Regions from separate parts of the Homo sapiens genome. Here all the other regions are linked to region 2. A link is a loop called in an ENCODE intact Hi-C map of the cell type or tissue named here. Cell type or tissue: Caco-2. All regions are shown on one strand. Links, peaks and the distances in the headings refer to the core of each region. The heading gives the core; the rest is flanking DNA.

Region 1 (10,811 bases), core at 1,664-9,663, 440 kb after region 2:
CTTGGGCAACCCTAACAAATTGTGGTTCTGGATATTTGTGTATTATTTAATATCTGAAGGTCAAACTCTACTTTCTCTGATTTTTTTTCTTTTGCATTCAGGATCAATTGTGAAAGGCCCATGTGTCTCATAGGAAAATATTACAACAAAACAAGATAATTGGGGGGAAAGGCGGTTGCAGTAGGAAAAGTGGCTTTTCTTTGATAGCATTTAATTGGAATTAAAAGATTCTTGAGCTGTAAACATTCTTTATTTATTCAGCACACATAAGCAGGCATTGTTTTATCACCATCATAATTATGGTGTCCTTTAAACTGGCTGATAGCAGGAAAGATAAGGGAATGTGCCCACAGATTCAGATCAAGTCTCACTCCTTTCTTTTCCTCCCTGCCCCCTTCCCCCCACCCCATTCCTTCCTTGGTCACTAGGGTCCCCCACAGCCCTTGAGATGAGAAGAGCAGGAAGATTGTGGCCTAGCCGTTTCTTACATCATGAAAGTGATTTGTACCTCACTCTAATTTGATGCAATCTATAACCTCCTTGTCTCCTATGTTTATAACTGGTTTTTAGCTTGCAATATATGTTATCTGGAGGTGCCTATTGCTCACCTGTGTAAAATCTCATCCACTAGGATTTGTTGCTTTACCTTTGTCTAATTTAGAAAGCACACTCTTAGGGCTTTTTCAGAACAAAGCCTCACAAAAACCCCTTTACCTCCAAGGATTTGCAAATTTATAAAGGCTGCATTGAATTCAAGATGGGTCAGGGGGCAAAAAAAGGGTAGAAGGTCACTGCATTTTGATTATGGGTCAGTAGACAACATGGCATATACCCTGTGTCCCAAACTTCTGTTAAAGACAGGGTTTTTAAATGCCTAAGAACAGAGGGATGGGCCCTTTTGGAGACTTACCCTGATTTGTTCAAATGAACCAGAAAGAAAAAAAATTAAAGGAAATATACTAAGTTATCATTTGTTTCTCAATTTAGCCATTTTCTACTCCTTCATTCCCATTTTCCCATCCCAAAAAGCAGAGAAGATGTGATATTAGATAAACTTAGCTAAAGAACTGTTGAGATTTTATTGTCTTATATCCTCAACTAATTCAGCCATATGAGACTTTATTATTATTTTAAACTTTTATCTTGTGAATATTATAGTTACTTTTAGTTAATAGCACAAGGGGCTTTTATTCTTTTAACCAGCATACTTACATTGTTGAGGCCTTTGTGATGTTCCTTACTCTTTTCTGTCTGAATTCACTTTGAACAAAATGTGCCCAGCAATCACTAAAACAAACGTATATGGTGAAGAGCTGGTGGCGGGGGGGGGGGGGGGGGGGGGGGGGTGGCTGTGATCCTCATTTAAATTATGTATGTATGGGTGAAAGCTTGGAAGGAAAAGGATTATTTTAATGCTCTTCAATACTTTAATTATATGACAGTTGTAGTGTAGAAATGCAAAAGTACTCTTAGGTTTTCCTTCAGGTTTTCAAAAGAACTTTCCCCATTAGTAAACTACTCCTGCAAATTGCTATTGCATTTCCCAGCTAACCATTTAAAAGACTGTAAATGCCGTGTGCATTACTTCGCTCCAGAGGAAAGAGGTCAGACTGAATTGCAATGGTATTGAAACATAAAATACAGTGAAAATAAATCAAAATAGAGCATCTAAAGGTAAATCTAGCACATTCATATGGGATAAGTAAAGACAAATATGTTCATATTTTCATGGCCCTTCACTTTAAAAACTGAAAGTGCTGATTTTTTACAATAAATGCAGAAGTAAGTGGACATTAGGAATATATTTCAATCTCTATTTGCTAAAGAGGATTTTCCTTTTGCAAGCAGCTTTGTTTTCAAAGCTAAAGCACTTTTTACAATAGTGTGTAGATTAGGCATTCCTCACTGAGTAAATAATCACATTTAATTAAACTCAATGCATATCATACATGTGCCTAAATTCACAATAATTTCCTGGACCCACAGAGAAGGATATATATATATAAATGTTAATTTGGACATATCTATCTACATATGTACTTGCATTTGAGAAACATAGAAGTTGATATATCTTTTCTTAAAAAAATTTGAATACAGTCCATTATCTGAATTGGGTTCATCTTTGATTGTAGAGTCAGCTGACATGGTCAACAAATTTATCAAAGAAACCCCCTGGCTTTTGAAGAATAGTACTTTATACATCTGGATCTGCACATCAGGCAAAGTAAGTAAATTATTGCATAACTTTAAGCATAATTGATAACAGACACCTTTAATTTTTCATCCCCATTCTTTTGGCCAGCTTTCACATTAATAATCTAAGCCATAAATGTTGGTAGCTATTGATCGAAATCCCCGGTGTGCATGCAAATCCATCTTAAAGTCCCCTGCCTTTCATGTGTGAGCGCTCAGGGGCCTCTGCTAGATCTTTTTATCGGGATCGACCCCCAATGTGCCTGGAGAAGACCCCGGATATGCAACGTGTGCTGATGGCCCAAGAAAGCTGTCTGTCACATTCTGTGTTTGTGTGTGTGTGTGTGTGTGTGTGTGTGTGCATGCACTCATTCAAGCAAGAGTGCTGGAGCCTAACACACACATACACACAAGGATGGGGAAGTTAAAGGAACAAAAGAATGTATTAGACACGAAGAAAGATGTGTAATAGTAGTATTAAAAATGTATAAGTGTAAAGGTGTCTGAGTGTACATATAGAGATACTTGCACAAAGTCTATATAGACACATTTCTCAAATTCCCTAGCCTTTATTTTTCTCTATTTCACCCAACAGATTATGCCCTTAGTTAAAAAAAAATAACTTAATATGCTACTAGTTTTCAAAACCACCTATATTGCCAATATTTTAAAGGTGGAAAGAGAGGAAGAGAGAGGAAAAGAAGGTAGTTTTGAAATAGCTACTAAATCATGTTGCTATGTGTAGGAGGACTAGGAGAGAGAGAGAGAGAGAGGAAATATAAACAGGAATGGAGAACAACTAAAACTACCTGGAGAAAAAAAAAAAAGGATGCTCTAGCCAACCTTTTGTACTGTCTTCTCAAAAGCTTTTTCTGAGTTTACTATTTCTTGGCTGACTCTTTGGTCTAATTCTTAAAGCTGGGGGAGGGGAATGGCGGGGGTGGGGGTGGGAGGGCGAGGGCTGGCAGTACTATATAAGTGCATCAGAAGGAATTTTAAAACGACATTATTGTTGCTGGCAATAGAAAGACTCTGGTCATTCTACTTTTAAAAACAAACACCAGCATCTGCTTTTCCTGGAAACTTCGCTTTCTGCCTAAACCTTGTGCATTTTGTCTCCTGTGAAAGTGAAAGAGAAAAACACGGTGTAATAGATCCAGATGCAAAAGAAAGCCAACTCGCTGGATGGTATTAGCTGTGACGAGGCATTGTTCATTGCTGCCTCTCGGTTACGTTTAAAGCCTGAAATATCACGAGATCCATTCAATGATCCTTCTTTCATTCAAGGGACAAAAATGTAATTTGCTGTAGCTCTGATTTCTTGGATGGAAATGCTAGCCTTAGATTTCAAAGGCAAGAACTAGACATCGCGGTTTGTACATACATTGATTAAGTTGAAGAGCGGCGATTACATCTGTGCTGAGTGCAACAGTAGTTCAGGGGCTGACTTTTCAAATCCCAACCTCCTGAGTTACAGACTCTCTTAAATAGACTTCCTTAATTTCCGGATGCACTTCTTGAAATTCCCAATTCTTTTCAAAATTCCTGGGAAATTACAAAGGAGATGAGGGTGGGGGTGGGGAATTATGGCCGAGATTTCATCTTGTCAGGCAAACTACCTTTTTGTATGTCTGATTCCTCAGTTTTTATCTTTGTTTTCTTTTTTGAGCCATACCTGCTCGTGCCATCCAGACCAGAGCAGGGGAAGCTGGGACTTTTGAATGTGAAAAAAGAAATTACTGTATAATTTTTTTCTTGCAGGCTCAGAAATATCCGTTTATTCTTTTAATCACGCGGATGTGTCTATTTTTGGAGGAACAAGGAAACACATAAATGCCTGGGTTGCATTTATGTTGTAGTTGCAAACACTGAACAGTTAAGAAGATTTTGCCGAATTTTGCAAAGCAGCCAAGGAGCCGCCTTGGGATCGTGGTAATGCGACTGGGAGGACCCTTGCTCTCATTTGGCAATATTTTGGATATCCTTGAAAACGACACCAAAATTTGCCTTAATTTGACTAAGAAGAGGTTAAACCACATTGATTTTCATCCAAAGTGATTTTGTTAAAGCAGATGCTTGACTTTGATGGAAAAACTGGGAGTTGTGGAAGATTTACCTAAACTACCAACCAAAAGCATCACAAACCACTGAAACAGTCTGCATCGTACATCAGCACTTTCTTTTCATTGTTATTACGTAAAACCTCTGGAAGCACCTTGGGCGTTTGACAGTTTCTTTTCTTTGCTGCAGAAGGAAGCAATCTGCTCCCTGGAATTCTGACCTGTGGTGAACAGGACCCTGGCAAAGGCTTTGCTGGGGACTCTTGGACGATCCCGCCTCCAATCCAGTACGGTTAATTGTGGAAAAGTGTACACATTTCTGGCTTATCTATGCTTTGTTATGGGTCTGACGTGAAACTACCTCCTCCCCACCCCACCCCCCAGCAGAGAACCGAAATCCAGTTGAATTGTTACAGTGTTTCGGAGCTGGAGCCTTGAACTGCTTCCTTGGTCAAATAACTTTGTTTCTGGTTGTAAAAAGGCATTTCAGGAAAAAAAAAAAAAAAAAAGGAAAATCGAGAGAAATTCCAAACGTAAGTCCGCACTGGGGTGGTTCACGGGGCGGGTTTAACTTTGGAGCTCCCAGCCGGTCTCCTTCCCCACTCCTGTAAGGGAAATACCAGGCTATTCTGCACATTTTCCCTTAAGCTCCATTTTCCAAAAGGAAAAGGGGGTGGGGTATCTCTCTTTCGGCTTGATAATGTTTTTTAAATGCTTTTCTTTGAAATGATAATAGCTGTATCGGTAAAATGCAAATAAACGAAAAAAATAGGCAGTATTTCTTTAAAGGCGAATATACGGTGCGGTTTTTTTTTTTTTCTCCCTTAAGCGTACACACACTGCTTCTGATGAAGTCTGTGAGTCAGGCTGTTTCTGAGCTCCGATAGTTTAATGGAAAGATTTATATACCGACTGTATTATTTACTTTGGGAGGGGAGGTGGCAGTATAAGGGTATGCTAATTAGTGGGAGATTTTGGGGGGAAGGGGTGGAATATCAATTTTTATTGCATCACCTGTCAGGAGTGTCCAATCAGCGCTGGCTTTAGGGGAATTAATTGATGAAGGTGTCTCCGGACGAGCTCACTTCACTCTGTCATTTTATTTGTAGCTAAAGCAGCGGCGGGAATAGCAGCTGCATTTCTTTTCTCTTTCTCCCTTCACATTCCATTATCATAGTGCTCCAATGGAGAAGGAAGGAATAGAGGGGCCCAGGTACTGATCTGCATCGGGGACTCAGACCAACACACTGGCAGATCAGAAACCGGATGGTTTTTTCCCTCTTTTTTAAAAAAACGAAAACAACAACAACAAAAAAGCAAGAATCAAGTCAGTGTAATTTCATGGGGTTTCCCCCCCCCCAATAATTTCGCCTAGAGTTTGGCACTTCCTTCGCCGGGAATAACAGTCTTTGTTATTTTATTAGCAGGATGCCTTGAGACACACGCAGCATCTGGCTGAGGATTAACATACATACATGTGTATGTATGCGTCACGTATATATTTACTGCAAATGGTGGGGATCATTTAGTGCCCGAGATGGGAGACCTGAAGTCAGGTTTTGAAGAGGTGGATGGCGTGAGGCTCGGCTACCTCATCATTAAAGGGAAGCAAATGTTTGCCCTCTCCCAAGTCTTCACAGATCTGCTGAAAAACATCCCGAGGACGACCGTGCACAAGCGCATGGATCATCTGAAAGTGAAGAAGCACCACTGCGATCTGGAGGAGTTGCGGAAACTCAAGGCAATTAACAGCATCGCCTTCCACGCCGCCAAATGCACGCTCATCTCCCGGGAAGACGTGGAAGCGCTCTACACCTCCTGCAAAACCGAGCGCGTCCTCAAGACCAAGCGCAGGCGGGTCGGCCGGGCCCTGGCCACAAAGGCGCCGCCGCCAGAGCGCGCCGCTGCCGCCAGCCCCCGCCCGGGATTTTGGAAGGACAAGCACCAACTTTGGCGGGGCCTGAGCGGAGCCGCGCGGCCCCTGCCAATCAGCGCGCAGTCCCAGCGCCCGGGCGCCGCCGCCGCGCGCCCCGCCGCCCATCTACCTCAGATTTTTAGCAAATACCCCGGCTCGCACTACCCGGAGATCGTGCGCTCGCCGTGCAAACCCCCTCTAAACTATGAAACTGCCCCGCTCCAGGGAAACTACGTCGCCTTCCCCTCGGACCCTGCTTATTTTCGGAGCCTGCTGTGCAGCAAACACCCGGCAGCCGCCGCCGCCGCCGCCGCCGCCGCTGCTGCCGCCGCCGCCGCCGCCGCCGCCGCCGCCTATTACCAGGTATCGGCGGCCGGGCCCCAGCCCAAGGCAGCGGCGGGCGCCGGAGGCCCGGGGAGCCTGAGCTACCGCTGCAAGCGCAAGCGCGGCGGCGCCAAGGACTGCCTGCTCGCGCCTCACGCCGGCGCGCGGCGCCTGCTGCTGTTGCCCAGGTCCTACAAAGCCAAGGCGGCGGCGGCGGCGGCGGCGGCGGCAGCGGCGGCGGCGGCCGCCGCGGGGGCCACTTGCCTGGAGAGGTTTCATCTGGTCAACGGCTTCTGCCCGCCTCCGCACCACCACCACCACCACCACCATCACCACCACCACCACCACCACCGGGCCCAGCCGCCGCAGCAGAGTCACCACCCCCCTCACCACCACCGGCCGCAGCCCCATCTGGGCAGCTTTCCCGAGAGCTGCAGCAGCGACTCCGAGTCCAGCTCCTACTCGGACCACGCGGCCAACGACTCGGATTTTGGCTCCAGTTTGTCCAGCTCCAGCAATTCTGTGTCCTCAGAGGAAGAGGAGGAGGAGGGAGAGGAGGAGGAGGAGGAAGAGGAGGAGGAGGGGGGCAGCGGGGCCTCGGATTCCAGTGAAGTCAGCTCGGAGGAGGAGGACTCGTCCACCGAGTCGGACTCCAGCTCCGGCTCCAGCCAAGTGTCAGTGCAGAGCATCCGATTCAGGCGCACCAGCTTCTGCAAGCCTCCCAGCGTGCAGGCGCAGGCCAACTTCTTGTACCATCTGGCCTCCGCCGCCGCTGCAACCAAACCCGCTGCTTTCGAGGATGCCGGCAGACTTCCCGACCTCAAGAGTAGTGTCAAAGCGGAGTCGCCGGCGGAGTGGAATCTGCAGAGCTGGGCCCCCAAAGCATCTCCGGTGTACTGCCCGGCCAGCCTGGGGAGTTGTTTCGCTGAGATAAGGAACGATAGGGTATCTGAGATTACATTCCCACACTCTGAAATTTCCAATGCTGTAAAGAGAACTGACCTGACAATTAACTGCCTGGCAGAGGGGGCCTCTTCACCTAGCCCAAAGACAAACAATGCATTTCCACAACAAAGAATACTCCGAGAGGCTAGGAAATGCCTACAAACAACTCCTACTACACACTGTGCAGATAACAACACAATAGCTGCTAGGTTCTTAAATAATGATTCTTCAGGAGCAGAAGCAAATTCAGAAAAATATTCCAAAATCCTTCATTGTCCTGAATTTGCTACGGATTTGCCCTCTTCGCAGACTGATCCTGAAGTGAACGCTGCAGGAGCAGCAGCAACTAAAGCCGAGAATCCCTGCACTGACACAGGCGACAAGACATTGCCATTTCTGCACAATATTAAAATCAAAGTAGAAGACAGTAGTGCTAATGAAGAATATGAACCTCACCTTTTTACAAATAAGCTAAAGTGCGAGTGCAATGATACAAAGGGTGAGTTTTACAGTGTGACTGAGAGTAAAGAGGAGGACGCCTTGTTAACCACAGCCAAGGAAGGTTTTGCATGCCCTGAAAAAGAAACTCCTTCCTTAAATCCACTGGCTCAAAGTCAGGGCCTTTCATGCACTTTAGGTTCTCCAAAACCTGAGGATGGGGAATATAAATTTGGTGCCAGGGTGAGAAAAAATTACCGGACACTAGTACTGGGAAAGCGACCTGTCCTTCAGACACCTCCAGTCAAACCAAATTTGAAATCAGCTAGAAGCCCTCGTCCTACAGGTAAAACTGAGACAAATGAAGGAACACTGGATGATTTTACAGTTATAAACAGACGCAAAAAGGTAGCCAGCAATGTAGCATCAGCAGTGAAAAGGCCATTTCATTTCATGGCAAATTTTCCTTGTCCACCATCACTCATTATTGGGAGAGATGGGGATTTGTGGCCGGCGTATTCCTTAAACACCACTAAGGATTCTCAAACTCCTCACAAGGCCCATCCTATATGGAAATGGCAGCTGGGCGGTTCTGCAATACCTCTTCCACCTAGTCACAAATTCAGGAAATTTAATTCATAAAAATGTTTTGGAAGATATTTTCTTGAACCATATTACCTTCCTTTTGTTGTAAACTGCACAGGATGGTTTGTACAAGTCCATTAATGTGTTACACCCCCTTTGGAGTCCTGGTTTATCGCATTTTGAAGACAGAAATCGGATTACTTTTTTTCCGTTGCGGGTTTTTTTTTTTTTTTCTGGAGTAGGGTGGGGGCGGGGTGGGAGAAGGGTTGGTTTACATTCCACAGACTACTTCAGGCTAAAGACTCAAGTAAAACTCAGTTATTACGGTAGAGCTGGAACACTTTACTGTTTCGATGCTAATAATGCACCCGGTACCTCAATTCAACTGCTACAAATAAATGTCAAAAGGTTGAATAATAAATATTACAATGAGCCATTAAGTTTATGCACTAGATTTCAGAGCTGAAAGTGTAACTGTTAATTCAGTGAAAGTTTGTTAGGTTACATGGTTACACAGTGAGGTGAGGTGAGGTAGCAAGAAGTTTCTGTGAGCCCAAAATGTTATTTTCTGGAGCTCTTGTTTGTGGGGTATCTTTTTCTTTTGACTCCCCTTATTCCCTCTCCAAGAGTAGTTGCACTTAACTTTTTTTTTTTTTTTTTAGTGGAAAGATTGGGGTGTGAGTCCTGATTAAATGCTAGTAAAAGCTGCCTCATACATACTGAGTAAAATAAATACGGAATTGTATTTTTTTTGTAAAGGGTGTGATTTTACTTTTAAAGCCACTCCTTTGCAACAGGAAAAGTCTGTTTTGTGTTCTCACCCAAAGGTTTTAAATAAGGTGACTCTTACTATTGTCCTGCTTATCTTGTGGTCTGAACATGACTCTTCAAACTCCCAAAACAATTGAAATATTTCTTTTTTTTTTTTTTTTTTTTTTTGGAGAGAGTCTCGCTGTGTCGCCCAGGCTGGAGTGCAGTGGCACAATCTTGGCTCACTGCAACCTCCACCTCCTGGGTTCAAACGATTCTGCTGCCTCAGCCTCCTGAGTAGCTGGGATTACGGGCGCGTGCCACCATGTCCGGCTAATTTTTGTATTTTTAGTAGAGACGGGGTTTCACCATGTTGACCAGGCTGGTCCCGAACTCCTGACCTCAGGTGATCCGCCTGTCTCGGCCTCCCAAAGTGCTGGGATTAAAGGTGTGATCCACCATGCCCGGGCTGAAATATTTCTCGTAATAGCAGAATATTTCATGGCCGAACTCTTGATAGTGACAAATCAGTAAATACAACCAAGAAAAAGAAAATGAGGGGTCAGAGTTGCAATACCCCAAATGAAAAATAACAGTTTTTTCAGGGCTTTTTGGTACCAGAACTCAGGCACTTGGATTTTATGACCTTATACTTTTTCTGCATCTCTCTAAAACTTGTGTTTTCAGACCATCCTGTGTATAGAGCAGGAGAGTTTCTACTGCAAGTGACAATCAGAGGTGACTATCTATATTTGCACTTAAAATCAAAGTAGTTCAACATGCAAATGCTAGGGTCTAGCCCTGGGTAAGGGCCATGCTGGTGTACTGTGTTGTGATGATGGAAGCAGTAAATCAAAATTATGGAAATTTGCACTGTTGAAAAGCATGCTTTAGCTTTATTTTCAATTAAAAACACTGTTTAAAATTCCTGGTTCCATACATTTCTACTTATTCCAGATTGAAGAACGGTTAACAGGATTGAATGGTTTTGTTGACATTTTCACTTGTAATGTTTTTGCCTGAAAGAAATGCATTTATTGGGTGTAGTGTTTTGTTGTAATACTATGTGACGAGGCCAGTCAGGTTCTGTGCAGAACACTGGTGGATTTCTTTCCAAGCAAGAACAAAACTTTACAAACTTGTTACACATCAAGTAGGAAAAGTTTCAGGCTTAAGAAAGTGAAGCAGAGATCAGTGATTTTTTTAATGAAAGTTGAATCTAATAATTTCTGGCCCACCTCCTTTAGTCTGACAAATTATGTATCTCAGATCCTTGCTATCTTGAATCTAAGAAGTTGCATCTATAGATCATAAATCACAAAACAAAACAAAACACCAATGAAATGTTTACTGTGTGAATTTAAGTCACTATTTCTCATGGAAATTCAGTCTATTGTTTTTGTTTTTCCTTAACCTTTTAGTTCCTATTCCCTTTGAAATTTTCCTTTTGTCTATAAATGTTTCAGTTAGATCTGGATGGCCTCAGCCCCTAATTGCTGAATATGCTCTGTGGTTTTCCTCTTATTGTAAAGGACCGAGGCTGAGAATACCTGCATCCAAATACATTTGGATGGAGTAAACAGATGCTTTCAACTACCTTC
Region 2 (10,811 bases), core at 1,173-9,172:
GTTGCAGCAAGCCAAGGTCTCACCACTGCATCCTAGCCTAGGTAACCGAGCGAGACTCCATCTCAGAAAAAAAGAAAAAAGTTCAGTATGTTGGATTTCTTGGTGTTTTGTTTTCCTGTTAAACTATCAGGATATTTAGTGGAGTTGAACTAGAAAGGCCAATTCCTCATACCTTCCATGCATTCTGTACTGAGAAACCGGGCTGTTGAGAGTAAAGATTGTTAAATATTAAAAGAGCATAAACTGGTAAAAGGAAGAGAAGGAAGGGTAGGAAGTAAAGAAGGAGAAGGAGCTCTGTTATATTCAAAATGTTCTTACCAAATGAACAAAGCATGTTAATAACTTTTAGAAAGAAGTTCAACAGCAAAATTTTTCTGCAAAAAAAATAGTGATTTTTTTTTCTGCCAAATCTGACGTTTAAATATATCAGAAAAACCTCATCCCTTCCATTTATATGAAATGCCTAGAAAAGGCAAATCTGGGCCAGGCGCGGTGGCTCACTCCTGTAATCCCAGCACTTTGGGAGGCCGAGGCAGGTGGATCACGAGGTGAGGAGATCGAGACTGTCCTGGCTAACACGGTGAAACCCCGTCTCTACTAAAAATACGAAAAATTAGCTGGGCGTGGTGGCACGCACTGTAGTCCTAGCTACTGAGAAGGCTGAGGAAGGAGAATCGCTTGAGCCCAGGAGGCGGAGGTTGCAGTGACCGAGATCGCGCCACTGCACTCCAGCCTGGGCAACAGAACGAGACTCCGTCTCAAAAAAAAAAAAAAAGACAAATCTGTGGAGACAGGTACAAGGAATCTTTTTGGGTTGATGGAAATATTCTAAAACTAGATTATCGTGATGTTGCAGAACTATATAAATGTACTAAAAATCACTAAACACTTAAAACAGGTGACTCTTATGGTTTGTAAATTATACTTAAATAAAGCTGTTAAAAATACATAAATACCAGAAAGAAAGAAAAAAACCTTCATTTCTCAATCATTTGGATTAAAATTTTATTAGTATTATATGGAGAAATTTTGGTTGAACTTTTTAACTCCATTATAGTTTTAGTTTCAGGTTTCTACTTATATGTTTCTGTTTTAAAATAGTATATATTTAATACAATGGTATTCTCAATTATATGCTTCTAATAAAAAGCCAAATCCTTGGTAAAACCAGTGTTAGGTAGCATATCTTATATGAAACTGAATATTACAGTAAAGCCCAGTAGAGAAATATGTGAATGGACAGAAGCAGGTATTATGAGCCTGTTTTAATATAAGAAAGGTATTTTGCTTAATAATAGTACATTAAGTTTGCCGTCACTTAATGTACCATCACTTAAAGAAAGTGGAACATTTCTACATGTACACATATATGAAAGTAAGCACATTTTTAAAAAAATATTGAGAAGTATATGTACCAAACTGATGATAATTACTTCTGTTGAGAGAATGAGGCTTTGAAGAAGAATGTATGTATTTATTTATTCATGTGTTACTTGTGTAATTGACAGAAAGCAAAGTATAAAGAGACTAAATAACTGAAAAGGAAAAAAGATGAGTAAAGCCTAAATAATGGCCGTGGTGATAGAGAAGAAAGTAAACACATGAAAAATGTTTAGTTGCCAATTTGATATAGTACAGAACTATTGCAAAGATCAAATATGAATGGGTAAGTAGATTATACTAAATTAACTCAGTGGAGCTATAACATTACTTGACCATAAACATAAACATTACTTTATTAAATTTATGAAGTAAAATGGAAACTTTTATATATACTGACAAAAGGAAGGTACAATATAATATGTACAATTTATTTACAGCAGTAAAAACAAATAGGATAATAGAGGAAAAGAATTAAGATGACAATGAAAGTATTAATGATAAAGTTAAGTGAATAGAGGAGGCTTTATTCTTCCATGCTTTCTTTAAAGGGTTTCTGAATAATCAGAAATAAGAAACAGTGCTATAATCAGGGATTGGCAAAATACATATGGTTAAAGTTATTACAAAGAATTCTGGTCAGGCGCAGTGGCTCACACCTGTAATCCCAGCACTTTGGGAGGCCGAGGCGGGTGGATCACGAGGTCAGGAGTTCAAGACCAGCCTGGCCAAGATGGTGAAACCCTGTCTCTACTAAAAATACAAAAATTAGTCAGGTGCGGTGGCGGGTACCTGTAATCCCAGTTCCTTGGGGGGCTGAGGCAGGAGAATCACTTGAACCCGGGAGGCGGAGGTTGCAGCGAGCCGAGATCGCTGCACTGTAGCCTGGGCGACAGAGCAAAACTCTGTCTCAAAAAAAAAAAAAAAAATCTAGAAATAAGAATTGTCTGAAAAGAAAAATTTACACCTACTTGTGTGTGTGTGTGTGTGTGTGTGTGTGTGTGTGTTATGTATAAACTGTTGGAGGCTTTTAACTGCATCTGTTTTTTGTTTTAATCTGGCTGCTGTGCTGAAAATAGACTGTTGAGGCAAGGTGCCAGGTAGGGTCTGAAGCTGGGAGATATGTTAGATTTTGTAATGATCCAGGCAAAAAATTATAGTGGCTTGGCCCATTGTGGTAATGGGAGAGGTGTTTTATATATAAATAAAAATTATATTTATATAATTTATATACATATGTTTATATATGTACATAAATATGTATTTATATATGTATGTGTATTTATGTGTATGTACATAAATTTATATGTGTATATATAAGCAGCACTCTTGAAAATAATACCTCTAGTGTCCTCTTATTTAATCTATTAACTTTCAAACCTATGGTTAATTAATAATTTTTTTCTAATTAGACACAGTTATTTTTGTCATGATAGTATGATGTAAATGTATTTCCGAAAGTTTATGTGTTGGAAACTTAATCCCTAATGCAACAGTGTTGAGGTGAGACTTTTAAAAGGTGATTAGGTCATGAAGGCTCTACCCTCATGAAAGTGTTAGTGCAGTTATGGTGGGAGATGGTTAGTTATTGGGGTGGGTTCCTGGTAAAAGGATAAGTTCAGCCCTCTTCCCTTCTTTGTCCCTCGTGCTCTCTTGCCCTCTGTGTTCTGCCATGGGATGATGCAGCGAAAGGCTCTTGCCAGAAGTGGGCCCTTTGACTTTGGACTCCTCAACCTCCAGAGCTGTAAGAAATAAATCTCTGTTCTTTATAAATTACGCAGTCTCGGGTATTGTTAGAGCATCACAATACAAAGATAATGAGATTGGCCTGTATATACTGACATGAAAAGAATTCGAAGGTAAAATAAGTTTTTTCTTTAAATTTTTTAAAGTAGTTTTTAAGAATCAAGGTATTACATCTACATATTCTGTTACAACAATGCAAAACAGATGGACAAAGACACATGAATTTGTTATTTTCTATGTTAGCATGTGGGAGAGAACATAACACAATATGTGAAAATAGCTTACTTTATAAGCGTAAGCATATGGAGATGCTAATGTCAAAAAGAAAATGCTTTTCCTAAAATTTGGTTTTTAAAAAACTTAGTAAAAAACAAAATATTGTTTGATAAAATTTTAATAAAATACGATAGATTTTAAGTGTTCTCATTACAAGAAAAGTATATGAGGTAATGAAAATGTTAATTAGCTCTATTTAGCCATCCTACAATGTATGCCTGTTTCAAAACATCATGTTTATAAATATATATAATTTTTGTTATTAGAAAAATGAATCAAAAGGAAAAAATTTAATATAATACAGAAATATGTAAAGTAAAAGGTGATATTTTCATCCTTTGGCCCTCAGTCCCATTTGTCAGAGGTAATACTTTAAAAAATTTTGATGAAATTTCTGTATACACTGTATCTCCATTATTTCCAAGTTTGCTTACATAAATTTTACCTGAAGAGGTTTGCCCCTCATATAATTTTTACCTTAAATAGTAAGATGTAGAGTGTTACTATTCTAAATCATCTGTAGATTTAAGAATTTCTATGTTCCAGTAAGTAAGTTAAAATTGGGGAAAACTAATTTCAGGTAAATTGTTTATCATTTGTTCCTGCAATGTTATAACGGATTAAATTTTTATTTTATATCAGTGATTCTGAACTGGGGGCTGTTCCCCCCTGCCCAGGGACATTTGACAATGTCTGGAGACATTTTTGGTTATTAGAACTGGGGGGCTGGGAGTGGGTAATGCTACTGGCATCTGGTGGGGTGCTGCCAAACATCCTATAATGCACAGAACAGCCTCCTACAGCAAGGAATTACCTGGTTCAGAAATGTCAATAGTGCCAAGGTTGAGAAAACCTGACTTAAAGGAAAATGGTTAAGAGTGAGGACTACCCTGGCACACTGCTCGGGTTTTGTATCATAGCCACACTACTAACTGTGTGACTGTGGGTGGTTATTTAACCTCTTTGTGCCCAGTTTCCTCATTATATTATAATAATAGTAGTACCTATCTTACAGGGTTGTTGAGAGGCTGTTTAATACATTTATTATGTGATAAGCTTAGATTTGTACCTGGTACATAGTAGGAATGTTGGCTGCTATTGTTTTATTGTTTCTCAGTAAAAACTAAAATCTAACCAATTATATAACATCAAAAGGATGGCCAATTAATAAAGATATCTTAGTAATTTGGGGGAGTTTCTAAACATGGTTGTTGAGAGTTACTAAGTTAACTCTATATTTCAGCCTACTATTTCCTATACAAACTGTTTTTTTAATATTTGAAAAATTACGTTTGGGGCGATGCTGCCTCTTTGTAGAGCAGTAGCCCTTCGACTGAGATATTATTTCATTGGCCTTTTCTCCTAGATTCTGTAGTTGTAGTTTTTGCCTCTTTGAAAGTTTCAGCTCCTGCAACATAGTGTTAGATGCTTATTCTGATCTTTCTTCACTTCTAGGCTAGTGAAGACATTTTTGGGAAGTATCATTATGACTACATCCTGAGAGTACAATGAGAGTGTCTGATTTATGAAATCTAGGTTATTTTTAGAGGCAAGAGAAAATACTTAATTTAGTCACATCATAATTTTATTTCCTCTTTTTATAAAGTATTATAGTGTACTGTAAAATTCATTAATCCCGAGTAAGTATTTGTGTTTCTCATCGCTATTCCTCTCAGTGGAGTAATTCATGAACTGTACTTACATTAAAACACATAATTTAACTAAAGGTTTAATTCAAAATATTTTTATATGCCTTGCAAATATAAAAATGCCCAGAAAAAATTTTAGATTGAGAGACAGTGTACAGTGCTATTTTCTAGAAACATATGGCAACTTTTTTATATAATTTGATTTAAACAATAAATAGCAAAGGTTAAACAGACAAACCCATTTATTAAACTAACAAAGGAAAGTGTGTAAGTGGTGAAGAATACATAGTTGGTTTTTTTTTTCCTCTTCTTTTTTTTTTTTTTTTTTTTTTTTAAAGTTCAGTTTTAGTTTTTTACCACTTGATGGCAGTGATGGAGCTAGAGCTCTACCCTGAGAAGGTTAGGGCAAGAACTCATTATGAATAACAAAAGCGTAGGTACAAAGGAAATCCCTGACATTTTAATATTATTCACATTTCTAGGTGATATTACTTATATTGCAAGTGACAGTAATAGGGGGAAAAGCCTCTAGATGGAGCTTCAGTACTTTCTAAGGGAAAACATTTCCTGTATCTTTCCAAATGCATATTTTATATTATTTTACATAATATATTAAATCCAGAATGGATTTTTACAAAATAATATTTAAGGGTGAATTTATTTCAGATGTAATTATGGAAATTAATTCACCAAATTACCTAATAATTTGAAAAAATGGCTATTTAAGTATCTTACATTTTTAAATCATTATTAATATTTGTTGAAAAGTATGTTAAACTTTGAGTCAAACATTTCTATCTAGTATAAATGATTTGCATATCTAACAAGTTAGTAAAAGATATTTAATAAGAAGTCAGGTGCTTAAAATCAATATTGCACTATAATTAAATCTGACCATCTATATTATTATGCCTAGTATCATTCAACATTTGAGTTCCCAAGAGAACATAACTATTACTCCAACTCAATTGCCCAACTAAAAAAATTAAAAACTAGGAATTTTAATGTAAAATAATTTTTTAAAGAATATATATGTTCTTTAGTAAATATTCTTACTTTCTTCAGTAATGTTTTCCTTTTACAGTCAAGAGAGTCTGTTATCACTATATATTGAAGGGAAGTTGTCATTATTAGTAGAAATATGATGTTAATGTTCTTAGTGCACTGTTGATTTTAGTGTCTACTTCTTGAATAATAAGAAAACTTGAAACAAGAACAATAAGTTTTCTGAGAATGACCCTGTATGGTGAATTTAAAAAAAGAAAGAATAGTGATTTTTCCCAGCTGGCCTTCTCAGGAGGCTGAGGTGGGAGGATTGCTTGAACCTAGGAGTTTGAGACCAGCCTGGGCAATATGCGAGACCCTGTCTTTATTATCGATTGATTGATTGATTGATTGAGACGGAGTCTTGCTCTGTCACCCAGGCTGAAGTGCAGTGGCGCAATCTCAGCTCACTGCAAGCTCTGCCTCCCAGTTTCAAGTGATTCTCCCACCTCAGCCTACCGAGTAACTGGAATTACAGGCGCACGCCACTATGCCTGGATAATTTTTGTATTTTTTTAGTAGAGATAGGTTTTCACCATGTTGGCTAGGCTAGTCACGAACTCCCGACCCCAGGTGATCGCCTGCGTCTGCTTCCCAAAGTGTTGGGATTACAGGCATGAGCCACCACGCCTGCCTGACCCTGTCTTTAAAAAAACAAAAAGAATAGGAAGCTTTCTTACTTTTCTACTAGTACACAATTACCTAGGTTAATTTTGATGTCTCATAAAGCATTCAGTGAAGAAAAAAAAGCTATTGTTTTAAGTTGTCTGTTTTTATGGACTCAAAATATTGGAAGCCTTGTAATCTTTGGTTTGAAATTGACATGAGATAATAATTGTTTTATGTTGAAAAAAGGTATAACTGAAAAATTATATGAGAAGCATGAAAAGTAGTTTTTGGGGGTTTTACTTATTTTCAGTTTCATGAATGAATGTTTTATTTATTCTCTATTGAGACAAAAACCTTACTAAAACAGAGTAGTTGCCAGTAATTTTTTATAATTACACTTAACAATAATGTTGGCAACAGTTGATTTTCTATTTGGCTAAGCAAATATGGTCTAAATTCATTTCAGGATGTATAGTCAGCTAAATTTGCAGCATAATTTGCTTGCTAATCACCTCAGTAGTAACAGTCTCCCAGAAAGCCATGTGTTGCTTTATTTGTTCCTTATCTAATTAAATTTTTTGGGACTTTATTAACAAAGGGACACATTTCAAGAACATCACATAAATGTTCAAGCATTCTTTTATTAATACTTTCTAAACTTATATAATTGCATTAAATTAGCTTTTAATTGTGTAACAAAGTGAACTTGTAAAAGTATGGCCTGTTTCTCAGGGGTAGGAAAACTCCACATTAAGGAACTATTATGCCACTACAAATATTTATTAGTGGTTACCTTGTAGTAGTAGTTACTAATGAAATAAATTTATTTAAAATAGTTATGGGTAAGTTTCGACTTAATTTGTAACTTGAGTCTCTCTGGACAAAGGGAAACTGATATTTTCCATTTCTGTGAAGCACTTGCACTATGAAGGAATGGTTTATATATCAAGTTAATTTTACATTGTTAAACTTTTTTTTTTTAAGGGAAAACGAATAAAGCACAAAGCTGTTGTTTGCTATAGAAACAGTTTAAACTGTCTTTAATTTGGTAGGAGAAAAATTTCTCTATTTTATAATCATTTAGGTTGCCAGATTAAGTTTTCTGCTTTTTTAACCAGTATATTGGCATTGTGTAGTGTCATCTGTAGTATTTTAGGCTTGTCTAGATTACTTTTTTTTTTTTTGAGATGGATCTCGCTCTGTCACCCAGGCTGGAGTGCAGTGGCATGATCTCAGCTCACTGCAACCTCTGCCTCCCAGGTTCAAGTGATTCTCCTGCCTCAGCCTCCTTAGTAGCTGGGATTACAGGTGCGTACCACAACGCCCTGCTAATTTTTGCATTTTTAGTAGAGACGTGGTTTCACCATGTTGGTCAGGCTGGTCTCGAACTCCTGACTTTGTGATCCGCCTGCCTTGGCCTCCCAAAGTGCCACCTCGCCTGGCCATCTAGATTACTTTTTTTTTTAATCTATCTGGCAGCAATGCCAAGTCTGAATTAAAGCATTTCTGCAGCTTCTCCATCGGAACTTTCTGCTGTTTCTAGCACTTTTATGTTGTGGAGATGGCTGCTTTCCTTAAGCCTCGTGATCCAACTTCTGCTAGCTTCCAACTTTTCTTCTGCAGCTTCCTCACCCTCTTGTCCTTCTCAGAAATGAAGAGAGTTAGGACCTTGCCCTGGATTAGGCTCTGGCTCAAGGGAATGTTGTGGTTGGTTTTATCTTGTATCCACACCACTCACACTTTCTCCGTATGAGCATTAAGGCTTTTTCACTTTCTTATCATTCATGTGTTCACTGGAGTAGCACTTAATTTCCTTCAAGAACTTTTCCTTTACATTCATACTTGCCTGTTTGGTGCAAGAGGCCTAGCTGTTGGCCTGTCCTGGCTTTCAACATGCCTTCCTCACTAAACTTAATCATTTCTAGCTTTTGACTTAAAGTGTGAGATATGTGACTCTTCCATTCACTTGAGTACTTAGAGATCACTGTAGGGTTATTAATTGGCCTAATTTCAATATTGTTGTGTCTCGGAGAGCAGGGAGGCCCAAAGAGAAAGAGAGAGATGGGGGTACAGCTGGTCGTCGGATCAGTCAGAACACATACAACATTTATTGATTAAATTTACCAATTTATATAGACATGGTTCGTGACTCCCCAAAATAATTACAATGGTAATATCAAAGATCACTGATCATAGGTCACTATAACAGAGGTAATAATAATGAAAATGTTTGAAATGTTGCGAGAGTTACCAAAATGTGATACAGAAACAGGAAGGGAATACATGCTGTTGGAAAAATGGCACCCATACACTTGATTGGCTCAGGATTGCCACAAACCTTCAATTTGGAAAAAGATACAATAGCCGCAACATGTAGTAAAGCACAATAAAGTGAGGTGGATTGTGCCACTGCACTCCAGCCTGGGCAACAGAGTGAGACCCTGTCTCAAAAAAAAAAAAGATTCTGTGGATGACTACATATTTTTGCATTTGTAGACTACCACAGGAGAAAATTATATGACATGGAAAATTTGACTAAGAACATTTTTAGTACAGGACACTAATTTAAGCAAAAACTGAAGCAAATTTGAATGAAATCAACCCAGTTCTAAACACTGGTCATCACGCAAAATGACACGCCAATAAATACGCAACTAGATTAAAAGTGTGCTGTGATTATATTCCATGAAATATCAGTCCTCCTTAACTCTCCCAATTACCAAGTTAACTCCAAAGGTTTCGAGGACTGGTTTACCTAGTTTGTCAATAGAGGGCAATCGCTTATTGGCCGGGTGCGGTGGCTCACACCTGTAATCCCAACATTTCAGGAGGCCAAGGCGGGCAGATCACTTGAGGTCAAGAGTTCGAAACCAGCCTGGGCAACATGGAGAAACCCTGTCTCTACTAAAAATACAAAAATTAGCCGGGCATGGTGGCAGGTGCCTGTAATCCCAGCTACTTGGGAGGCTGAAACACAAGAATCACTTGAACTCTGGAGGCAGAGGTTGCAGTGAGCCGAGATCACACCACTGCACTCTAGCCTGGGCAACAAAGCGAGAGACTCCATCTCAAAAAAAAAAAAAAAAAAAAAGAAGAAGGGGGTGGGGGGAGGGGGAAGGGCAAGGGAGCAATCACTTATTGAAGCATGGATACTTCCAAATAGAATAGGACATAACTCTAGTTCTGGAAATGACTCAAAATCATCCAATTGGTTAAAAGCAGAGAACGATAAACTATACCCAAATATATCCAAAAATTATTTCAACAATTTATTTCTGGTTCTCATAGGTATGTAATGCGAAGGAAGAAAATTGAACCCTCATTTTAAAACTGGTTAGGTACAGTTATTTCATTTCCTTTCCTGGAATCTTACTTTTTTTCCTGTTTTTGTTTGTTTGTTTTGCATTAGTCAGAAAACACTTAACCCAAATATACATACAGATTTTTAAACTTTAACTACTGAAGATGAGCAAAAGTTTAAAAATATTGCCTCCACTGTAACTGATAAGGTCTGACTTCCTGCTGGGACAGATACAATTTGTTTGGCTACTCTTCTGAATTAATTAAATGAGTTTTACTGGCATCTCTATCCTAGAAATTCTCCAATTGGGAGGGAGTGAAGCATGAAGCTGAGATAAGTGGCAAGCATTTTTAAAAAGAGGTACTTTTAACTTGTCCCAAGCTTTTTTTGAACCTTAACTGGGTTCCTAATGTCCAGTAGTCTCCCGTTATCTGTAGGGGATACGTTCTAAAATCCCAATGGATGGCTGAAACTATGTTTTTTCCTATATATTCATATCTTATGATAAAGTTCAATTTATAAATTAGGCACAATAAGATTAACAGGAATAATAATAGAACAATTACAACAATATACTATAATAAAAGTTACGTGAATATGATCTCTCTTTTGTCTCAAAATGTCTTAATATTTTCAGACTGCAGTTGACCATGGGTAACTGAAACCTCAGAAAGTTAAAGCTTGGCCAAGGGAGCCTGTGCTATATACTACAGGTTACCAAACACACTCTGCCTGGAATTAGAAATTTCCACATTAATTTCAATAATACTGACTTGAAGATTTTTGTGATATTATATCTAAGTACT
Region 3 (10,811 bases), core at 1,890-9,889, 200 kb after region 2:
CGGCTCAGCTCAGAGCTCCGAGCACACTGTCCTTCTGGGGTTAAGTGCTGGGTCTGGCCACATCTGGTTTTGGCAGTATGTTGTTAGGGACAGCATAGCTACTAAGGAAAGACTGATATCTTTAAAGACCTTAGGCAAGTAATCTTTGGGGATGCAGAAAAAAAACCCTGAGAAGAGACTCTCATAACACCACTAAGCTAAAATCCTAGGAGAGTAAACATCCTTTCTCTGTCCCAGGCAGCTGATAAAGTCACTTTGCACTGGACCCTTAGTCAGCAAAAGCTACAGAACCACAGGGTCATTATTTTTGGAACAGAAACAGAATAGATTCTGGAAAGTTCCTGTGATCAATGTGAGAATAATGAGGCCTCTCCCCACCATCACCCCACCTCTGCTTTGGTCCTGAGCTCCAGCCCAGGGTGTGACAGCTGTGGCCAGCTGAGGTCTGAAGTGGGCGGCTCTGCAGCCTGTAGGGTGGGATGGAGGTGGGGCCAGGAGGAGCAGGAATGAGTATTCCAGCACAAGTTCTGCCAGTGTCCTGGGGGCTGGCTCCCCACGGGAAAGGTCTTAGCAGCGCCTAGGGAAAGCCAGACCCACGGAAGAAGACTAATAGGCTACCTGGCCCCAGGGTTTTTGATTTCTTTAAAGTAGCATGTTGTGATAAAAGAGTGAAGTGTTAACATGAAAATAAGAGTTAGCAGGCTGAAAGACCCGATTATGATGCTAGTACGCCTCACAAACGGCCGCCCCAGCCCCTCACTCCACGCCAAGCACCTTCCCTTTGGGCTGGGCTTGCAGGAGCCCTTCTCGCACTGCCCAGACCGGTCTGCCTTGTGAGCGACTGGACTCCAGGACATCCCGGGAACTCTGGGCAGAGGGACTGGACGTGAGGCTCTTCATGAGCAGAAGCCAGCAGACCGGCCACATGATGACCACACTGACTTGTGCAAGTGACTGTTCTCACCTCTCTTTTTTTCTTCCTACAGGAAGACTGTATCGCTAGGTACAAGTTGCTGGTTGAACTGGTCCAAAAGAAAAAACAAGCTAAAAGCTGAATATTCTGGGAGATGATGTTCACCTTCATTTTCCAAAATGAATATCTTAAAAATCTTATGCAGAAATTTGCATTTTGTACCTCAATATTTCTACGTCATGTGCCTTAGTAAAAAAAAATAATAAATAAATAAAAGATGAGTGTTGTGCTATACTGTTTAAACAAATACTGTGCTGGGGGAAAAAGGATTTGGGTATGTTGCAGATTATTTTATTTCTCATCACTTCAAAGTGTACTTTCTTAGGGAATAAACAAATAGTGCTTTCTAATGATCAGGCAAAAATATGTGGTTTTGAAGGAACATGTGAACAAACTAATGTGTAAGAATTCAAATTTAATGTTTCTCTAAAACCACGACCAAAGAACACAGCAGTTCGTGTCTTTATTGGGGGTTGAATAGCAAGATCAATTGCTTGGGGAGGAAGAAAACCAGGTTGGTATCCAGCTGGCTGGCTAAGAACAATGTGAGATTATCTTAATTAGTTAAATATATCTAGGGAAAAAAAACAGTCTAGGTGAAGGAGGACATAAGGTAATACACTCTAAGTTTGAGCTGCTTGATAGAAATGTGTTCCCACCTGATAGAATTTCCAGAGAACATGCAGGACCGTTTTCAGGAAATGATGAAATTGGGACCGTTTTTTCATACCTAAGTTAAAAATCACTATTTTATACTATTACTTTCTGTCGAAGTCTTTCATGCTATGTTTGAACTGTCACTGTCAGCTGAGCGCTCCTTTTAAATCTTCTGTCATTTGCTCAGGGCGTGGAAATAGTGTGATGAACACAGCTTGCCTAAACTTGAAAATCATGAAGATAACCAGAACACAGTTAAGGGACGTGATTTGATAAAATATCTTAAAGACGTCATATTCCCTAAGGAGTAAAGTGAGGGTACAGTTTCCTGGAGGAAAGTTTGGGTGGCAGAGATCCCCACTCTGCAGTGCAAGCTTCTTTCTATACAGAGGACGTGGAACCAGGTAAGTCCCCAGCCCTTTCCCTGACAGGAGGTGACAGAGGCTGCCTCAGGTCTCAGGCCGAGCAGACGTAGGGAACTTACACCTCATACCCAACTCCCTCATCCCAAAAAGAGCAGCGGAAAAGTGAAAAAACAGCACATTGCAAGCCCTCTTCCAAAATTTTTGAGACAAGTTTCAGATTTCGCATATTTTTTTTCTGATTTTGGAATATTTACATATACATAATAAGTTGGCTCAGGGATGGGACCCAAATCTAAACACCACGTTCTTTGTTGTTTGTTTGTTTGTTTTTGGAGACAGAGTCTCGCTCTGTCATCCAGGCTGGAGTGCAGTGGTACGATCTCGGTAGACTGCAACCTCCGCCTCCCAGGTTCAAGCGATTCTCCTGCCTCGGTCTCCTGAGTAGCTGGAATTACAGGCACGTGCCACCACACCCAGCTAATTTTTGTATTTTTAGTAGAGATGGGGTTTTGTCATGTTACCCAGGCTGGTCTCGAACTCCTGATCTCAAGTGATCCTCCCGCCTTGGCCTCCCAAAGTGCTGGGATTACAGACGTCCATTATGTTTGACATATACTGTATGCACACAACCTGAAGGTAATTTTATGCAATATTTTTAATAATTTTGTGCAAGAAACAAAGTTTATTTGCTGAACCATTGGAAAGCAGAGGCGTCAGGTGTGAAATTTTCCACTGGTGGCGTCACGTTGGCACTCCAAAAATTTGGATCTTGAGAGCATTTCGGATCTTGGATTTGGGGTTAGGGATGCTCAGCCTGTACCAGCCACCGTCTCCACGGTCTGGTTTGCACAGAACTGCCTGAGTCAGGGAGCAGCAGCTTCCATCAGCCTCAGCCAGCAGGGACAGGGAAGTGGTGCCTGTCTGGCCAGGTGGGGACAGGGGACAGGCACAGTCATCTGGCTCCAGTGGTGCTCACTGTCTTCCTGTAACAACCCAAAGCCAGGCTAGTCACGGGAATCCGAGTCTTCCCCAGAACTCTGTCCTCCAGCTGGGGGGCCATGAGGTGACTGCTGTGCAGTCACAGTGGCTACATGTGAGTGACACATCTGAGAAGGAAGCCGGTTCCTGGAGAGGGACAGGGAGAGGGGAGGATCGTCCTGGCCATATGCCAGGCTGGGGGCCCCTCTGGTCTCTGAGCCCAGCCTCAGGCCTGTTACACAACACAGGACACTCTGTGAGCGTTCTGCCATTAAGTCATCCTTTTCACTTACAGCACCCTGAATTGGGTTCCTCTCACACACACCCCAGAGCCCAGTTATAAGTTTCCTGGGCTTTCTGCGGGAGAGGCCCGTGGGGGGTCCAGAGGTGCTTTAGGAAATTGAGTTGCTGGAACCCCTCAACTCACCCTGTCCTCATCTTCTCCAGCTGCCTTGAGAGAGTGAGGTGCTAGTGTGGTTTTCTGCTGCCTGTCTCTGCCTGCCAGGAAAGGCCTGCTGCCCATGGTATCCCCTCGGGGGGCTCTGGAGGCCAAGGAGTCAGTTGAAGTAGGATGGGGTGGGGGGTTTTGCGGGGGAGGCCAGGGTCAGAGGCTGGGCAGGACTCGTGTGGGCTCCCAGCTCTCAGAGCACAGCTCTGTACACAGACAGATGACAGCTGCCACCCCGGGTCACAGCAGGAGAGCGAGGATCCTCGAGAGGGAATGTGCTGAATGCATGTGGGGACGTGGCACATCCACCAGCCACGTGACAGCCCCACCGTGCCCCTTCTCCTCTCCCACTCCCAGACCCGTGTCCTCCCAAGCCACCTCACCCTGCCCACTGAGGAGGCCTCCCCATGCCGTGCCCAGCCGCCACAGGTAGCCCGTGCTTGCTTTTCTGTTCTTGCCGTCTTGCTCATGAGAACCAACCCAACCACTTTCTCCCTTTCCTCTTCAGTTTACGCTTTTTTTGTTTTTTTTTTTTTAAGAGACAGTCTCGCTTGGTTGCCCAGGCTGGAGAGCAGTGGCACAATCATGTCTCACTGCAGCCTCAAACTAACAGGCTCAAGCAATCCGCCTGCCTCAGCCCCCCAAGCAGCTGGGACCACAGGCGTGCACCACCAACACCTGGCAAATTTTTTCTGTTTTTTTGTAGAGATGGGTCTGGCTCTGTGGCCCAGGCTGGTTTTCCCTTTTTGAGGGAAGAAAAGAAGTTGTCTGTGGGACATGAGTGCTGTGTGTACTATTTTTTCCTTGTTAAATGAGACCTGAGAAAACGTGAACCTGGAATGTCCCAGGTGGGAGGGCAAACCCCAGTCCACCCTGGGCCCAGGGCCCTGGGCTGCTCACCGGCCCGCCACGTCCTCCGTGGGCCTGGAGCCTCTCCAGGGGTATTGCCTCTAGGGCCTGCAGTGTGTCCTTGTGAACATCCTCAGCTGGGCATAACTTAGTCTCCTGAGGGTGAAGTTGATCTTGAGAACAGCCCAGGGCTGCCCTGAGAGCGGTCACCGAGCAGCCCTGAGGTGCAGTGGGTACCGGTGCTGCCTCTAGGCCTCTACTTCTGGGGACCCCATGGCTCCAGCTCCTCGGCAGGCCCCCCAGTCCTCGCCCCCATGGCCATGTCCATTTGCTCGTGTTGCAGGGAGTGAGACCTGACTGGAGCTGGGGGGCGCTGGCTCTCCCACTGTCCGCGAAGCTGGGTGACATCAGGTGTGTTGTTTTACTACTATGCCTCAGTTCCTCATCTGGGAAAATAGAGAATAATGGCAGCTGCCGCTTAGGTTGTTAGGATGATAAAGTGAGATAATCTGTGTGAAGTCTTTCTAACGCAGTGCCTGGCTTGGCAGAAACAATATTATTTCTGACAGCCTGGCTTCCTGTCACCATCGTCTCTGCGTGGCGATGGCCACAGCAGCGCTGATGGGCCAGAGTCAAACTCCTTCCATCTCCTGCCCGTGGGGGCGAGAATCCCAGCCCGGGGCCTAGGGGCCTGGGTCACTCCGTGCACTCCCGGGGACCCTGCAAAGGGCTTGCAAAATCATTCTATCTTGGGTGTGTACGTTTCTGGGGAGAGGGTCCACATCTTTCACTGCGTGCCCCAAGGGCCTCTCACCCAAAAAGGCTCACAGCCTGTACGGTGACATTTCTCCTGACACGGCCCCAGGAGGGCCCATGTGGTGCACAGGAGAACCTTAGACTGGACCTCAGGCAGCAGCTCTGCTGCTGATGACCTGGGGCCTGGGCAAGTGATATTAGCCCCTCTCTGGGGCTCATTTCCTGTCCACAGAATGCAGGTGCTAATATCTGAGGGGCAGCGAGCTGCTCTCGGAAAGCCCTTCACACTCGGGGCCCCTCTCGGCTCTGCCCCCATCTTGTGCTCCTCCTCTTGCCACTGAGTAGGGACGTTTCTTCCCTAGGGCTGACCTCAGCCTGGTCTCCTTTTCTTCCTCAGGTGTGGTTTAAGGGCAGAGTTTGGATCGGAAGACCCACGTCTGAATCGTAGGTGAAGACTATGGGGAAGGATCAGGGACCAAGGCCATGGAGAGGGCTGTGGTTCTGAGGGCTGCAGGAGGGCACGGGAGCGGCTGGGGGAGGAGTGGAGGGAGGGAGGCTATCTGCAGCCCCCACCCCACTCAGCCCCGCAGAGCGCAGAGCAGCAGGGTATACTCCCAGGCATGACACCAGGCGAGGGGGCACTGCCCTCATCCTCCTGGATACCCGAGTCTCTTATCCTTTAGTGGTTTAAATTCTCTCTCCCCACTGGGGCAGAAATCTCAGTGCTACTATTTCTTCAAACCATTTATAGCGCCAGTTTTCGAAGCACACTCACCTGTTGTCTTACTTATCCTTAATGGGGGTTCTGCCCCCGCCCCCCCCCCCCCCCCCGCCCACAGAGGGTCAGGAATGTTTGGGATGTGCAGCCAAGCCACGTTCTTCCCCAGGTGTGCAAGAGCTCCCCGTGCACGGCCTTAGAATGCCTTATTAGGAAAAGTTGGGGTGGGAAGTGTCAGGCCTCTGAGCCCAAGCCAAGCCATCGCATCCTCTGTGACTTGGACGTATACGCCCAGGTGGCCTGAAGTAACTGAAGAATCACAAAAGAAGTGAAAATGCCCTGCCCAGCCTTAACTGATGACATTATCTTGTGAAAGTCCTTTTCCTGGTTCATCCTGGCTCAAAAAGCTCCCCCACTGAGCACCTTGCAACCCCCACTCCAGCCCGCCAGAGAACAATCCCCTTTGACTGTAATTTTCCTTTACCTACCTAAATCCTATAAAACGGCCCCACCCTTATCTCCCTTATCTCCCTTCGCTGACTCAGCCCGCCTGCACCCAGGTGATTAAAAGCTTTATTGCTCACACAAAGCCTGTTTAGTGGGCTCTTCACACGGACGCGCATGCAAGGAAGGAGGTTTTTCATCAGTGGACCAGCTTACTTAGATTTTCACCAAATCATCCGATTCATCTGCAGAATTTGCTTTGGGAACTGCCTAGGAGTTTGTTTTCAATTGGTCCACACGTGCTTGGCAAACACCCTGAGTGTTGCAGACTGTGGGTTTAGTCTTCCACTGGAGTATTCTCAAATTGCCTTTGCAGTTTTAGAATAAGACCTCTTATAATAAGCTTCCCACTGTCAATGTTTTCAGACACTTTAAAAAATGCCTCTTGCTGCAGGGCTTCTTCTTGATATATGCCAGTCACACTCCCCCAAACTCCTCTCCAAGTAGAGAACTAAAGCTCTATCAAATATTTCATCCCAACTTAATTTTCTAGGGTATTTGTTGTTGTTGTTGTTGTTGTTGTTGTTTATTTTGGCAGTTAGGCTTGTTCCTGAAGTTTAAATGGCACGGTTTAAATCATGTTCTGTGCATACAGGGAGGCCATGTGTTCCCTGGGGCCCAGGACACCCAGCCTGGGTGCTACGTAATGCGGCCTTCCTGTCTTATGGGGCATTGCTAACAGGTGGCCCATCCCAAATGCCTGCAGATTTTCAGAGGGGCGCTGAACTCCCCAGAGAGGAAGGATAGTGCGGAGATTTCCATTGTCTTGCTTTGGTTTAGAAAGCCCCAGGGTAGGGGTGAGTCCTGGTCCCGCCCCAGCCCTCGTGAAGACCCACCTGCCTCAGAGAATGGCTGAGCTCCAGAGACACCTGAGTCAGTGCCCAGCCTGGCAGGATCTTCTGCAACTACGTGCACCGGCACCTGTGCTGCAGGCCTCCCGCTCCCAGCCACGGACCAGCACCTGGGCTCAGGCCTTTAAGACCAGGAGTTGGCTGTGGAGGCTGAGGAGAGGCGAGACTTTGGCGTGCGGCTTGCGTGACTGCAACTAGACAAGGTTAGTCATTTGGTAAAAACAGATGTTGGTATTTTCTAAAACAAATCCGACTTCCAAATATTGGGCTGAAACACGCATAGTGTTTCCCTCTAGTCGGGGGACTCCCTTTGTAACCTCACTCCTGAGTTTGAGACGTGGGGTGGGAGCCAGGCCAGGGTCGCTTACAGTGGGGGCCTCTTGCCCTCACAGCCTTGTCAGGAATGGCCCCAAACCAAGAGCGTCCTCGGGTCAGTATTTCCTGGATTATTACGTGAGTTTACTGCAATAAACTTCATCTGTGGGTCATACAGTTTAAAAAGTATACCGTTTACAAAATGAAATTGACAGATTTTGGGGGCAACAGTAGGGTCGCTGTATGATTTACTGTGGCCTCAGTCATAAAGGAAAGTGAGCCATCTCGGTCATGTTTGCTTTTGTTATTACTCAAAAAGAAATACCTTGTGAAATGTAAGATAAAATGTCTCATTGCTTATACTGTCATTTTGGTTCCAATCTTGGTTTCACAAAGTTAGATATCACTGCAGTTAAACAGTAGATATCTTGACATATTTGACCACAGCTATTTTCCCTTTTTAAGAGGCTTGGCTTAAAACAATCACTATTGGAAATTTGTTCTTTGGCTACAATTATGTCTGTCCTGTTCTGTTAAAAACTAGAATTTAAAAATTGGTTGCAGGCCAGGTGCACTGGCTCACACCTGTAATCCCAGCGCTTTGGGAGGCCAAGGCAGGATTGTTTGAGAGCAGCCTGGGCAACATGAGACCCTGTCTCTAAAAAAATAAATAAATAAAAAACTCAGCCAGACACGCTGGCACATGCCTGTAGTCCCAGCTACTCAGGAGACTGGGGTGGGAGGATCGCTTGAGCCCAGAAGTTTGAGGTTGCACAGAGCTATGATTGCACCACTGCCATCTAGCCTGGGTGACAGAGTGAGACCCTGTCTTGGGGGAGGGGCGGGGAAATAATGGGTCCTGGGTAGAGAATCACCGCATGAAGGTGCTGATGTCCAGGTGATTCTACTGGCCAGCCAGGAAGAACCACTGCATGAGGCTAAGAGCCTGCAAAGCAAATGGGACCCTGTTTTGTTCAGCAATTCAATGTACGCGGGCAACTTAGCTGCAGAGAGCACCCGACCTTGCCTGCTCTGGAGGAGCCCTGGGGAACCAGCAAGGTGGCAGTGCTACCAAGATGGAATCCCCTAATTCATCCATCTGCTTGTTACGGGAGCCAAGTGAGAAACCCCAGATGCAGTCATCAGAGTTTGAAGGAAAACAAACCTGATCAGCACAAATTGAATTTCATGCTTTAATTTTAAACTTTGGAAGGTACTACCAAAATGAAGATGCCGTTGAGTTTGCTGCAAACCATGAGGTAACTTCTTTTTTCACTGGTTGCAATGGACTGAATATCTGTCTCCCCTCAGCAAGGTCATGTGTCGAAACCCCAACCTCGAAGGAGATGGGATCAGAAGGTGGGGCCTTTGGAGATAATTAGATCAGGAGGGTGGAGCCCCCATGAATGGGAGGCCAGAGAGCAGAGTTGCCCCCTTCCGAGTGAGTTGGCCTTCTGCCTCTGGAACAGAGCCTCACTGACGGGGAGAAATATATTTGTTGTATATAAGCCACCCAGACTACAGCATTTTTTAAAAAATTATGTCATTGAGACAGGGTCCTGGTCTTACCCAGGCTGGAGTGCAGTGGAGTGATCATAGCTGCAGCCTCCAACTCCTGACCTCCAGTGAACCTCCTGCCTTGGACTCCCAAAGTCCTGGGATTACAGACGTGAGCCTCCACACCCGGCCAGATTATGGCACTTTGTTAAAGCAAGGTGAACTGACACTGGTTTGATACAACCTCATTGTACAATCAAGTATTTAAGGGCACACGTTGGGAGCCTTAGACACTGCCTCCTACCTTTTAGCCCCTTGTCATCTGACTCCTGTACCTCTCTTCCCGCCACCAAAGCTGCTCCTGTTCATGTCACCAAATACCTAAGTACCATGTCCAAAAGGTGATTTCAGGCTTGACCTTACCCCTTTAATCCTGAAGGTGGTATATGACATCTTCCAGCTTTCTACAGCCTCACATTCTGGAGTGAAATGGATGTAAATCAAACCAAGAGTTCCCCTGGCGGCTCCTCAGATTCCTGTCCAGATGTTTCATCTTTTGCTTTGTTAGTCTTGGTGTCCCCAAAGTCTGCAGTCTTCTTCCTTGTCTTCACCCTTCTCCCACCCCAGTGACTTCAACTGCCCCCCTCTGTAGGGGTCTGGTGAGGGTCAGCTTGGTGGTTCCAGAGCCCTTTGCTCTAAACCCCGGCAGAATCCTCCACTCTATTCAGGGAGCTATGGTGCTTCCCTCATGTCCAAAAGAGCCAGAGCAGAGGTATGGCAACCTGCCTGTGTGGTCTCCTCTCCAATAAGCTGGAGGGTAAGAATCCCTCCCAGGGAGTTGGAGAAAGCAGCTCGCCTGGAGCTAGGGCCTTAGAAAAGGTGAATTCCTTTTCCCTAAAAGCCTCCAGGAGGTTGAAGCCTCCCTAGCTTTTTTGCGGGGGATTCCAACTTGTCTGTCTTCTCCAGTCGTCTCACATAATCTCACCTGAATTCCCCAAACCAGTTCAATGCACAGGTCCACCGAGGGGTCTCTGGTTTCTTCCTTAGTTCCTTTCCAGTCTGCACCCAGGCAAAGGCTCGCACACCCCTACACCCCTTGGAAAGACTATGAATGAATGCAGAGCCAGGGACAGCTCAAACTCCAGCCATAGCCATGTCCAGGCCTTTATGATTCTAGTTACCAGTGATGCCTGGGAAAGGCACAGGGATGTCAGGGACATGGTATGTTCAAGAACAGCATGGCTGGGTTTTGCTGGGGTGCACAGCAATGGGTGGAATTGTGCTGGGAGCCAGTGCTGGATGGATGGGCCGAGCCCACACCCCGAGAGGCCTCAATCTTGAAGAGGCATCCCAGCCTCCGCCACTCCTTAGGAACTCTGAGTCGGGAGGGGCTTTAAGAGCGTCAAGGGGTGCTGCCACTTTACCTGCCTCAGATCATTCTTGTTCTTAATTGCACCAATTCACATTTTGGCAGCTATGTGACTGTATCTTCCTAAGGTACTCAACTTCCTAATTTGCAAAATGGGGGAGACAAAACAGCCCTCACAGAGTTGTGTGAAGCGGAGGTGAGGCAAAGCAGGTGAAGGGCTTGACATGATGCCTAGCTCAGCATCCTTGGGAACACCCTCTGCCAACTGTCCACACTCGGAGGACATGGCTCTCCCATTGAAAGTAGACAAGGGTGGTGGCCACACTGGTGGCTCACCTGGAGGGTGGGGCGCTGGAGTCCTCACCAACCAAAGGCCTAGCTCTGGTTGTACCTGAAGTAAACCAACAGTTGTGAACAAAACCTGAAAATTCAACCTCATGGAATTTGGGAGTGTGCAGCAAAAAGCAGGCCAGAGAAGAGGCAGTGAGCTCATCTGGAATATTTGGACCCAGATCTAGAAATAACACACTT

The links. Peaks named below come from ENCODE experiments on the same cell type or tissue, not always from the same donor. Only the 100,000 strongest peaks of a DNase experiment are listed, where the experiment ranks them.
Region 1: a loop joins it to region 2, with 4 times the contacts of the local background. A loop is called at or near these places in 7 of 110 quality-filtered maps.
Region 3: a loop joins it to region 2, with 6 times the contacts of the local background. A loop is called at or near these places in 9 of 110 quality-filtered maps.

What each region holds. Positions count from the first base shown.
Region 1 is chr10:21,512,802-21,523,612 of GRCh38, reverse strand. It overlaps SKIDA1 (SKI/DACH domain containing 1), which reads left to right. Exons shown (of 4, transcript NM_207371.4): 3 at 2,133-2,224; 4 at 3,955-10,138. The coding sequence starts at 5,791. The coding sequence ends at 8,517. Among named protein-coding and RNA genes, the nearest start is that of SKIDA1, 7.5 kb to the left of the region's middle. RefSeq lists a silencer at 6,156-6,315. In Caco-2, for the core only: no CTCF peak of the experiment used is centred there; DNase peaks (open chromatin) are centred at 6,122, 6,622 and 7,302; H3K4me3 peaks cover 3,490 bases.
Region 2 is chr10:21,948,396-21,959,206 of GRCh38, reverse strand. The region is part of intron 1 of DNAJC1 (DnaJ heat shock protein family (Hsp40) member C1); the gene reads left to right. Among named protein-coding and RNA genes, the nearest start is that of DNAJC1, 50 kb to the left of the region's middle. In Caco-2, for the core only: a CTCF peak has its summit at 5,444 (motif pointing right); no DNase peak of the experiment used is centred there.
Region 3 is chr10:21,746,931-21,757,741 of GRCh38, reverse strand. LOC107984214 (a long non-coding RNA gene) reads left to right here and starts at 4,114. Exons shown (of 2, transcript XR_001747388.2): 1 at 4,114-7,302. DNAJC1 (DnaJ heat shock protein family (Hsp40) member C1) reads left to right here. Exons shown (of 12, transcript NM_022365.4): 12 at 987-1,194. The coding sequence ends at 1,055. RefSeq lists enhancers at 2,517-3,176, 3,177-3,836, 4,497-5,157, 5,158-5,817, 6,188-6,482 and 3 more. In Caco-2, for the core only: no CTCF peak of the experiment used is centred there; DNase peaks (open chromatin) are centred at 5,966 and 6,281.